Linked DNA regions of Homo sapiens: regions 1, 2 and 4 are each linked to region 3. Evidence: chromatin contacts called from ENCODE Hi-C or POLR2A ChIA-PET data. All regions are on one chromosome and are shown on one strand. The core of a region is the stretch at or near the end of the contact, and the rest is flanking DNA. Distances in the headings are between cores, read along the strand shown.

Region 1 (2,700 bases), core at 201-2,700, 2.1 Mb before region 3:
CTGTCTCCCAGCTTGGAGTGCAGTGGCGGGATCTCGGCTCACTGCAGCCTCCGCCTCCCAGGTTCAAGCAATTCTCCTGCCTCAGCCTCCAGAGTAGCTGGGATTACAAATGTGTGCTACCATGCCCGGCTAATTTTTGTATTTTTAGTAGAGATGGGGTTTCACCATTTTAGCCAGGCTGTTCTGGAACTCCTAACCTCAGGCAATCCACCTACCTCGGCCTCCCAAAGTGTTGGGATTACAGGCATGAGCCACTGTGCCCAGCCTGCAGCCCATATCTATTTATTGGGCATCTAATGTGTGCCAGGCAATGTTCTGGGTACTGAGACAACAGCTGTGTAGTAGACAGGCCCCTCCCTCGGTAGAGAAGAGAACAAGTGAACCCATAGGTATCCAATGTGTCGGGAGGAGGTAAGTGTCACCCTGTGAAGGAGAAACAGACTAAGGGAAGAGAGAGGGAGGGAAGGCGGTCAGGGGAGTTTCTTTGAGGATGTGACACTCGGGACACAAAGGAAGCAAGTTACACAGGAATGGGGAGAAGAGGACTCCAGACAGGGGAAAGGGGGACCTTGATGGGTCTGGGGTCCACACACAGGCTGTGAATGCAGGGAGTGATGTAGATTTAGCTTTGGAGAGACCTGGAAATCAATGCTGGTCTCTCCATCTCCCCCTGTTCTTGGAAATGGACCACCAGGCGTGAGGTTTGGGGAGGCCACTGGCTGCTTCTCCGGTGTCTTCCTGTATCAGCCACAACTAGCACACGGAGGGATGCTGGCCAGACCTGGCTTCATCAGGATGACACGCCCAGCTAACCTCATACCTCCCCCTTCATCAACACTCCCCCATGTTGGGGAGGCAAGGCAGGGAAAGGTCCCCCATGGTGCAGCTGAGGAAATGGAGGCGCAACACTCTGCACTGTGCCAGGTGCAGAGGAGGGGGGCCGGAAGGGCTTTGCCACGGTGTCCCCCAGGAGACCACCTTCTGGGAGCAGGTGACCTCTTGAGGGGTTCTGCGGAGGAAGTTCCCAGAAGTCAGCCGAGGGGACTTGGTGGAGGTGGCAACGCACAGGGCGGGTGACAAAGTACACATCCCGTGGGGTAGCAGCGGGGGAGGGGAGAGGTGCCCTGAAGGGGCGGCGGGAGGGGCTCAGAGGCGTGATCCCGTTGGTGGGGCGTTTAGGACCTTGGGTGGAGGCGGGACCCCGCGAGCGGTTTGAGGGAGGCTGTCCTGGGCATCCGAAGATTGGCGGAGACTGGCCGTTTGGAAGTGGGCGGGGCAAGGGAGGTCAGGGGGCGGGGCCAGGGAGCCGGGGTGGGTCCGGGCCGTTCAGAGGCGGGGCGGGAGGGGACAGGGGCGGGGCCGGGGCGGGGAAGGGGCGGGGCCGGACCGGGGCCGGGCCGGGCCGGGGCGGGGCGAGCGGAGCCGGGGGCGCGCGGGCGGCGGCGGCGCGGAGGTGCGCTCGCCGGTGCTGTGTTTGGCGGGTGGTGGCGGCGGCGGCGGCGACGGCGACGCGCACAGAGGCGGACTGTGGCTTCCTTGGTGCTCGCGGCGGGCTGCGGGCCGGGCCGCCCGCCCTCCCCGCCGCCGCCGCCCCCGAGCCTGCGGGCGGCGCCGAGGCCGAGGAGCGCTCGCTGCAGCACATGCTGCGTGCCATAGCGGAGGAGCGCGGCCGTCTTAGCCTGCGCCGCGAGGTCTGCGGCCTCGGTGAGTGGGACCCGGGGGCGAGGCCGGGCCGGGAGAGGTGAGCGTCTCCGGGGCCGCCTCTGCGCGTCCGTGTTTCTGTGCGCCCCGCGCATCTCTGTCTCTGCGCGGGTGTCGTGGTCTCTGGGTCTGCCTGGGTACCCTGTCTTCCTCCATGGCCCCCCCCCCACCGTCCCTGCATCTGGGTCTGTCTCTGCTTTCCGTCCGACGAGCGCCCCGCACCCCTGTGCCCGGGTCTCATTCGGCGTCTCCCCCTGTCAGTCCGTCCGGGTGTCTGTCTCATCTTCCTCCTTCTTCTTCGTGTCTCTGCGGGTCTTCTTCCTTCTCCAGGAAGCCCGCCCCGGGCCCTCAGCACCGCGGTAGGGAGTGTGGGCGTGGGATCTGGGTACACCCTTAGCCCAGCGCGGCAGGGTCGGGCCCTCGTTGGGCTCTGGGTGGACCTCGCTGCGAGCGTGCCCTGGCCACTGTCTCCTGCTACCCGAAGCCTTTGTCTTTCCGCACCCACCGGCCCCTCTCATCCCTTAGCTGTATCCAGGGACCTGTTGGGCAATGGCCCCCCGAACCCGCCCGCTTGGCTGAGGGGCAGGGCCTGCTGCCTCTCGGTGTGATTCTGGGCTTTAAGTCATGGATCTGCTGGGGGGCGTGGGATGGGGGTGCCTCGTATTGTTTGGAAGGGCCTGGGACTGCAGGTGTGGGTGGGGTCTCCCAGCCAGTGAGGTAATCCATTACTGATGGATCATGCCCAGACTGAAGCCCAGGAGAAGCCCCCTCTTTTGTCGTCTCAGGTTCGTCATTTTCTCCATGGAAAAGACCCCTCCCTCCTCCGTGCAGGGAATGACTTCATACCACATTGTCAGCCACCCCCCACCCCACCCCCAGGCTAGGCTGGGGATTTCTGAGGGGGTGACAGCATTGCTGAGTACGGAATGTCAGCCTTCCAGATTCACCCCTTCATTCACCGTTGGGGAAACTGAGTCCCAGAGAACAAGTGCATCCCCC
Region 2 (2,700 bases), core at 60-2,559, 2.1 Mb before region 3:
GACATACTGGCTGTCCCCTGAAACTCTGCCTGGAATGACCCTGGCAAACTTCTCCTCTAGCTCAACCTTCAAGAATCAGCTCACCTGCTGCTTAGCATCTCCTCCCCACGACTCCTAAGACGCCCTCCTTAACACCCACCCCTTCCCAGAATCCCATGCCCACCCAGATGGGTTCCCTGCCAGCGACGACACAGCTTCCTCCAGATAAAAACGACCTACTTGTCTTATGCCCCAGGTCCCTAGGCCCTGACAGCAGGGACCGTCTCATCTCTATTTCCAGTGTCAATTCCTGGAGCCTATCAGGCATTCAAAAACAAAATGTTAGTTCCTTGAATGAAAAAATTAAGGAGGAGACAACCTAAAAGCGTCCCCATGTGCCCTAACTCGCTCCCTCCCCGGTTCGGCCGCCCTCGGCCACCTCAGGTCTCCTGCTCTATAGACTGTCCTGTGGGGCCACCTGAGTCTCAGCAGAACATTAAAACTTAAACCCGGCCCTGCACCTGCAGGCGCGGGGACCACAGCTTAGGAGGTGGTCGTCGGGCGCGCTGTTACCGTCTTAAGTTATCACCAGACCTGGGAACACTTCCACCCACGCCCCGCAGGTCCAGGGACCTCAAGTTGGAGAAACCTAGCCCTGAGATCAGGTCGGAGAGGGAGCCTCAGGGTGGGCGGCACGGGGACCCGGGGTCTCGCGGGGCTAAGGACACTGGGAACCACGGCTCCCCACAGGAAGATGCCCCGGGCCTGGGGGCTTCTGAGGAGGTTGCTGGAAGCAAGTCCCAAGGGAACCTCGAGAGTTTCCGGAACCAACAGTTCTCAGGGCCCACTAGCGGCCGGGGTCCTCAGGGGGTCTCGGAGTCCAGAGAAAATCTTGGAGTTTCGGGGTTCGCGGGCCTGGAGGGGCAGGGCGGATCCTGAGGGGGTCTCGGGGGCAGGGGCTCCAGGGGAAGAGCTGAGAGGGAGTCCTGGGGTGGCCCCGGGGCCGGGGCGGATCCTGAGGATCTCGGGGTCCCCAGGGGCTCCGGATGCAGGGACCGCGGGCCCGCCCCGCCCCCTCACCTGCGGCGCCTCCGAGACGCTGGTCCCAGCTCGCGCTGCCACCTCTTCGCCTCCGCAGCCGGCTACGCCTCCGGGGTCTCTCGGCGGCCGCGCACCCCTGACGCTGGGCGGGGCAAGGGGATGGTTCTCGGGGAGGGGACTGCGCAGGCACGCGGGCTAGAAGCGAGAGCGAGAGCCGGAGTCGGAGCCAGAGCGGACGCCACGCCGCCTCCAGGCGCCCCTCCGCGTTAGCCGGCAGCGGCGCCGCCGCAAACCCTTCCCCCGCGCGCCCGCCCCAGCCGCGTGAACGTTCCGTCCCGAAACCAACGGCCCCGCGGTCCCCGGAGGCCCCGCCCCGGGGAAGGGCGAAGCCAGGACGCGCGCCCCGCCCCGCCCCGCCGCCAGATCCTCTGGCACCGCCCACCTCGGTGACCACGGTCCCGCCCACCGGGGAGGCCACGCCCCCGGGGTCTCCAGCGCAGGCGCGGTCGGATGTGCGGGGGAGGGCTTGCGCTGGGGAGCGCTTGGGCCTAGAGTCCGCGTCCTAGCCCTACCTGGCCCGGCGAGCCGCGCGTCCCGTTTCCTCATTTGCAGAAAGGGGGCGGGAGCACTTTGCAGGGACGTGGCGAGCATCAAGTGCGATCGGAAGCGCTCCTTTGCAACTGCATCCTGCACCACACTTAGGCACAGCTTCTGTCCCCAACCCAGACCTGAGGCTGGTCTCCGTCCCCCAGCAGACTCCTGCCCGCTTAAATTGGCCAGTCACCAGCCCTACCTTCTTTCTTTTTCAGAGTACTTGTCACTCTCCGAAATTAGGTACGCTTGTGACTGGCTCCCACTTCCCCTGAGAGCCGGTACCTTGTCCGTCTTGTCCACTGGGGGTTCCCAGAAGCCAGCACGGCGCTGGGCACACCATGGCCGCCCACATGTTTGTGCGTGCGTGAGTGTCTTCCCCGCGCTCTTCCCTCATCAAGAAATACTCTTCCCCGAGGCTGAGAATTTCTCCTAAAAATACAAGAAATACTCTTCCCCAGCTTAGGTTCGATCCGGCGAGGCCCCCTGACTCCTCGCGCATCCCTGTCGCAGGTGCCGCGTCCGTAAAGGGTGTGATCCTAGCACCTACCTTGTGGGTATTGCGAGGACTGAGATTGTGCGTGGGTGGGCTGGGCACGGGCCCCCTAGCGATCTTATTACTCCTCCTTTGTCTGCCACTGAAGTCTTTTACCTAAACAAGACCCAATCCACTTCCTCTTCCCAGCCTGCCCTGCCCAACCTGGAGTCATTTATTACTTCCTGTCTCCTTGGCACCTTTTTTTCCTGCCTGATTTTAAAGTTGGCTGTTAATATCTCCCCCTACCCTAGCCCACCAGAAAGCTCTCATTTTGTGACAGAAGGTAGTGTTGTGTTAGCGGCCTGTGAAATTTTAGGGGGGGCCAGAGCCCAGAAAACAGTGGGAGCAGTGACTCTGGGATGAAGAGGGCAGCCCCTGGGTGCTCTGTATGTGGGGTCAGGCACTCCCTGAGCACTTTGCATGCGTTCCTTCATGGTGTTCTTGGAACAACCCTATGAGGAAGGCGTCTTCATTGTTATTCCAGTTTAACAAGGGGAAGCTCAGGCCCAAGAGGTTGTGTAGTTCCATGCCTCAGCCCACACATGTAACCA
Region 3 (2,700 bases), core at 90-2,589:
AAGAGCAAAACTCCATCCCAAAATAAATAAATAAATAAAATGTTTTTCTCTGCAGCCCTCACCAACTTGAGTTTGGAAATTTTTGCCTTTGCAGACCCACCTGCTTCCTACAATGGAATTGAACAAGTCCGTGAATTGGTGCATTTTATTCAAACTCAGTTCAAAAATGTTATCAAAATAGCATCTGAAGCTCCAAAAAATTTTCAGCCTTTGTTTTTTAGCAAATTACAATTCTTACAAAATTGCAAAAAGGAAGACATTGAAATGTATCCCTATGGAGCAATAAAACTCAATGAGAGTTCAAAAGAGAATGTCTTTTGAAATTCTATAACTGAACTGTTTTCTTTTAAAGAGGGAGTCTGGCTATGTTGCCGAGGCTGGACTTGAATTCTTGGGCTCAAGCTATCCTCCCGCCTCAGCCTCCCGAGTAACTGGGACTACAGACGCGGCCACCACGCCCAGCTCAACTGCACTTCGAAACATCCCGACATGTAGGAGTAAATTCCTCTGACGGGTACACTTGGTCTTAATTGGATCAACTGACATTCCGAATCCAAATATAAGTAATTGAGAAGGGCCACGATTTTGCAGCATCCAAATCTGGTGAAACGCTCACAAGAATCGAGAGCTCCCAAGGCAGGGGGCCTGCGAGCTCTGTGTGCCCGGTGCAGGCACAGAAGCGCCGCCTCACCGGGTTCGGGCCCCAGGACACCTTCCGGGCCGTCGGTGGGGCCTTTTCCGGTCCTGACAGCGCCCTATACGTAGGCACCCCGCCCTCCCGGCATTCCCCGGGGTCGCCGCGCGCTGAGCGAGAAAAGCTCAGCCACCATCAGGTGCGCGTGCGCACACGGCGGCAGCCAAACCACAGGCGCGGTCGCAGACGCGCGCCCCCTCCTGGCAAGCTCGCGCGCTCTCGCACGCACCCCGCCGATGCGCAGGGCCTGCCCGGGGGCCGCGGCAAACCGGGCTGGAGGCGGACTGGGGGCGGGGCGGGACGGGGTGAGGGGGCGAGAAGAGGGCGGGGCAGGGGAGGGGTCGGGGGGGCCGGGAGGAGGACGGGGCGGTGGGGAGGGGGGCAGGGGGCGGGGGCAGGGGGCGCGGCAGGGGCGGGGGGCTGGGGGGAGGACGGGGCGGTGGGCGGGGGGCTGGGAGGAGGACGGGGCGGGGGTGCTGGGAGGCGGGCGGGGCGGGGGGCGGAGGCGGGGGGGGCTGGGAGGAGGGCGGGGCGGGGGGGGGCTGGGAGGAGGGCGGGGCGGGGGGGGGCTGGGAGGAGGGCGGGGCGGGGGGGGGGGCGCTGGGAGGAGGGCGGGGCGGGGCAGGGGGCGGAGGCGGGAGGGCAGGGCCGACGGACGGCGGGCGGCGGCGGCGGTGGCGGCGCTGGAGTCGGCGCGGGTGCTGGCGCCATGGAGGCCGAGCGGGGTCCCGAGCGCCGGCCTGCGGAGCGTAGCAGCCCGGGCCAGACGCCGGAGGAGGGCGCGCAGGCCTTGGCCGAGTTCGCGGCGCTGCACGGCCCGGCGCTGCGCGCTTCGGGGGTCCCCGAACGTTACTGGGGCCGCCTCCTGCACAAGCTGGAGCACGAGGTGCGGGGAAGGGCGGCGGGCACGTGCGGCGGCCGGGGTGGGAGCGCGGCGGGAGCCCGCGGCGCGGGACAGGGAAGAGCGCTCCCGGGCGGCGGGAGCCGCGGTGAGCCACCCAGAGCGCGTCCTGGGCAGCTCTGGAGCGGCGTGGAGTTGGGGGCCGAAGAGTGACAGCAGGAGACCGGGGTACCTGCGGCCCTGATCTGCCCGGGCCCGAGACCGGCTGAGGGCTGCGTTGGGAACTTTAGGTCCTCCACACACCCGAGCCTGACACAGCCCTGCGAGGAGTGAAACTCATCACCCCCACTTCACAGATGAGAACACTGCGGCTCCGAGAGTCCCTTCAGAGGGATTCTTTCAGCCGCTGCCTCACAGGGACAACGGGAACCCCGTGAATTTGTGTAGCTGTAACTGTTGGGTTCACAGAATTCGGTGTTTTTTCATTTGATTTGAGCCTCGGGGTCCCCTCATCTTGCAGGTTAAAGAAAACAGGCTGTGAGAGGTGGAGGAGAAATCTAAAGAAAAATGGAAAAGATTGAGAAGCCTCTAGGTTCTCTCCCTTTTTGTGAGGACGGCCCATCCGGCTCACCTGCCTCCTCCACTCCAAAGCGTTCCCCACTGTCCTGGCTGGGGATGAGCCCTGGATTTTTATTGCGTGCCCAGAGGCTGAGGCCACAGCACCTTCCCGGGCTGGCGGGGGGGGGGGTGTTTTCTTTAGCTGGGACCCGACATCTCCTCCAGGTGCTGTCTCCCGGACGGAGATGAGCCTAGTGGCGCAGGTGATGAAGTGGAAACCCCAGAGCCAAGAACAGGGACCCGGGCCGGGAACTAGGAGTCCCTGAGCCTGGCTGCTGGCCAGACTCTACGGTCTCTGAGCCAGTTTTTCTCTGTGTAATCCTGATTGGACTAGGAACCTTCCTGCTGGAAACGTGCAGTGAGTGGCACCTCCTTATGCTACAGTGTAACAGAGAGTTTCCTCTGCCCCTCACTTCTGCCATATGCTTTCCGAGGACCACTCTGGTCCCAGGCCTGTGCTGGGTGGAAGGGACCTTGGTTTGTTCATGAGGACAAAAAGGTTCCCATGGGCTGCGTGGAAGGAGCACAGTGGGAATGACCAGCTCCT
Region 4 (2,700 bases), core at 128-2,627, 2.9 Mb before region 3:
CGTGAGCCAACGTGCCCAGCTGATTTTTATATTTCTTTTACTAAATTCTGTTTACAGAAATAATTCCAGATTCTATGTAAGATACAAATATTTTAACTGAAGATCATTGTATTTAGGGAAAATGTTCACCTTTAAGAGACAGGGGCTGGGCGTTGTGGCTCACGCCTGTAATCCCAGCACTTTGGGAGGCCGAGGCTGGTGGATCGCACGAGCCCAGGAATTCCAGACCAGCCTGGGCAACACGGCGAAACCCTGTCTATGCAAAATATACAAAAATTAGCCAAGCATGGGGGTGTGCACCTGTAACTCCCAGCTACTCCAGAGGCTGAGGTGGGAAGACTGCTCAAGCCCGGGAGGTCAAAGCTGCAGTGAGAGACCTTGTCTTAAATACAAACAGGCAGGAAGTCGTTATAAGCATAATACAATCCTGGATGTTGGAATCATCCCTGTCCAGCCTTGGCTCTGCCACGTGGGTGCTGAATGCTGCCTCAGGGACCCTGGTGCCCAGCTCCCACCTGCAGGGTGTTCTGAGGAGCCAGCACGCTGGGAGGGCCTAGCAGGAGATGTGGCATGAACCAGGTATTCGATAAATAAAAAGTGCCTTTGATTGTCACGTTTATCATTTGACATGTAGGCACAGGTGCAGTTTGATTATTTTTAATGTAAGTCTATTTTATCTCTTCCCGTTATAAAAGCAATACACACTGTGATAGACGGTTTGGAGAATTCAGGAAAGAAAAAGAAAAAGAAAAAAAATTCCTCCTAGGCCCTCTGCTCCAGAGCCTCCAGCCGTCACATGACAGTGTATTTCTTTACAATTACAGAAATAGATACGTGACTGTTACATTTTGAAACTTTTTCTTTTACCTTGACTTATTTTTAAATAGAAACACTAGTGAGGCCCCACAGAACTGAGCAGAACTAATGGCCCCCCATGTGGTGGAATAGTTCTGAGCTGGCCCCACTTTGGATGCAGCCTTCCCCGGCAAGTCTAAACCCAGTCTCTGTGGCTGCCTGTTCACAGGGACCGTGGACTGTGATGTTTACAGTACGAAAGCACTGGGAGAGAACGCTACATCACAAAGTGTCCTTAACCTGCTGCCGCCTCAGCTTTCCCATTTGTGACTTGGTTAAAAAAAATTTTTTTGACAGTTTTAAGCTCTTATTTTAATTTCCACAGGCTGTTGTAGAATCTGCTCAGCCAGGGAGGGGAAAGGAGTCGGCAATCAGGTCTCCTCCTGGGCACCTTTGTGAGGCCAGCTGGCGAGAGTGGGGGGTGACACTGAGGTCCCAGCAGCTCCAAATGCAGGCAGAGCCCTGTCCTCAGAGAAGGTCACAGCCTAGCCAAGCCCAGCCAGGTGGATGGGCCCACGGAACGCACAGGAACCTGGAACGGAGGTTGAAAGCAGGAAGCACAGTCTGTGACTCCCCAGCCCACTCTGCATTCGACCACTTGGGGCCCAGAAGCTTCAGGAAAGGTGCACAAGGTCACTGGGTCCCAGTACTCCCAACAGGAAGGTCTGGTCCAGGGACAGGGCTCTTCCCGACTCCCCTTAGCCACACGCACCAGAAGTTCTGCAGTGCCCAGTGGGCATAGCAGTCCCCAAGAATGACCCAGCACTGAAGCTGAGCCAAAGAACTTGGGGAGCGAGCCACACCCCCTCACTCCCTCTTCGCCTGCTCCAGACTTGCCAGGCGGTTGCTTTTCGTGGGAACCGGGATGTCCTCACCACCCTGTCCAGGGCCCAGCCCCATGTCCCTGGCCTGCTACAGCTGGAAAAAAAAAAGAGAGATGTTTGTTTTTATTTGTTTATAAAAAGAAAAGTGTTATATATATAACATATTATACCTCATGAATACATACAATTATTTGTCAATTAACAATAAAGAAAAATACAGCAAGCAAAAAAGACTCTCTTCCACAAAAATAGTGTTCATTACAGAAAAGTACAAAAAAAAAAAAAAAAAACTAAGAGGATATTTAGAATTAAGAAAAAACTAAGAGGGTATTTAGAATTAAAAAATAAAAAGAAAACAATTACCCATGAGGTAATTACTGAATGCATTTGGTTGAAAGTCCTTCTGCTATATTTTCCAAACTGTATGTGTATATATGTGCGCATGCATATATGTGTTTGTGTGTGTGTACACATATCTATATGAATGGACCATATCGTAAGTTATAAATGCATACATATATTCATGTATATATAATCATTAGATCATACTATAGGTTATTTTACAGTCTTTTTGTTGAATACGTTGTGAGCATTTTATGTCATTATTTTCTACAAGATTTGAAAAATAAAGTATAAATACCAGTTAATTTTTGAAATCAACCTTATTAAGGAATAAGTTCCATGCAGCAAAATCCCTTTCACCTCTACTGTTCGATGAGTTTTGACAATGTATGCAACCGTGACATGTATCACCACGATCAAGAAAGAAAACATCACCACAAAATGTTCCCTAGAGCCCCTTGCAGGCAGTCTCTGACTTCCTGGCAGCCAGCAATCTGAATCCAACCACCGTAGATCAGTTTCAATTTATTAAAAAAAAATTTTAACTCATGGAGTATGAACTCTTGCTCGGGATCCTGCTATCTATGTTGTTGAGTTTATCAATAGCCCATTCCTTTTTACTGCTACGTGATATTTTATCATATGCCTATTGACATTTGTTTACCCACTCACATACTGA

The links. A loop is a pair of places that touch in the nucleus more often than their neighbours do. ChIA-PET counts read pairs that join two places held with the same protein, here RNA polymerase II (POLR2A). Pooled maps may share reads with other maps.
Region 1: a map of ascending aorta shows a loop between it and region 3 (5-fold over the local background). The contact joins the promoter of KIAA0930 here to the promoter of TTLL12 in region 3. A Hi-C loop is called at or near these places in 2 of 168 maps with a recorded cell type or tissue (ascending aorta and naive thymus-derived CD4-positive, alpha-beta T cell), 2 of 37 single-sample maps with no recorded cell type and 12 of 50 pooled maps.
Region 2: a pooled map shows a loop between it and region 3 (18-fold over the local background). The contact joins the promoter of FAM118A here to the promoter of TTLL12 in region 3. A Hi-C loop is called at or near these places in 2 of 37 single-sample maps with no recorded cell type and 8 of 50 pooled maps. POLR2A ChIA-PET finds 5 or more read pairs at or near these places in 1 of 52 experiments (B cell).
Region 4: a loop to region 3 is called in a pooled map, with 15 times the contacts of the local background. The contact joins the enhancer-like site here to the promoter of TTLL12 in region 3. A Hi-C loop is called at or near these places in 1 of 37 single-sample maps with no recorded cell type and 8 of 50 pooled maps.

The regions. Positions count from the first base shown.
Region 1 is chr22:45,239,644-45,242,343 of GRCh38, reverse strand. KIAA0930 reads left to right here and starts at 1,450. Exons shown (of 10, transcript NM_001009880.2): 1 at 1,450-1,704. The coding sequence starts at 1,641. RefSeq lists silencers at 1,127-1,326, 1,357-1,416, 1,577-1,636, 1,787-1,876.
Region 2 is chr22:45,308,543-45,311,242 of GRCh38, reverse strand. FAM118A (family with sequence similarity 118 member A) reads right to left here and starts at 1,309. Exons shown (of 9, transcript NM_017911.4): 1 at 1,060-1,309. RefSeq lists an enhancer at 1-247 and a silencer at 964-1,643.
Region 3 is chr22:43,185,773-43,188,472 of GRCh38, reverse strand. It overlaps TTLL12 (tubulin tyrosine ligase like 12), which reads left to right and starts at 1,339. Exons shown (of 14, transcript NM_015140.4): 1 at 1,339-1,580. The coding sequence starts at 1,404. RefSeq lists silencers at 926-1,045, 1,294-1,453, 1,494-1,713 and enhancers at 2,094-2,153, 2,164-2,243, 2,184-2,688.
Region 4 is chr22:46,039,533-46,042,232 of GRCh38, reverse strand. LINC00899 (long intergenic non-protein coding RNA 899) reads left to right here. Exons shown (of 4, transcript NR_027036.1): 4 at 1,181-2,326. LOC124905136 (a long non-coding RNA gene) reads right to left here. Exons shown (of 2, transcript XR_007068137.1): 2 at 1,796-2,700. Among named protein-coding and RNA genes, the nearest start is that of LINC00899, 4.0 kb to the left of the region's middle. Within about 2 kb of position 1,377, at least 6 of the 41 ENCODE cell types and tissues checked have a DNase peak (open chromatin) inside an H3K27ac peak, as active enhancers do.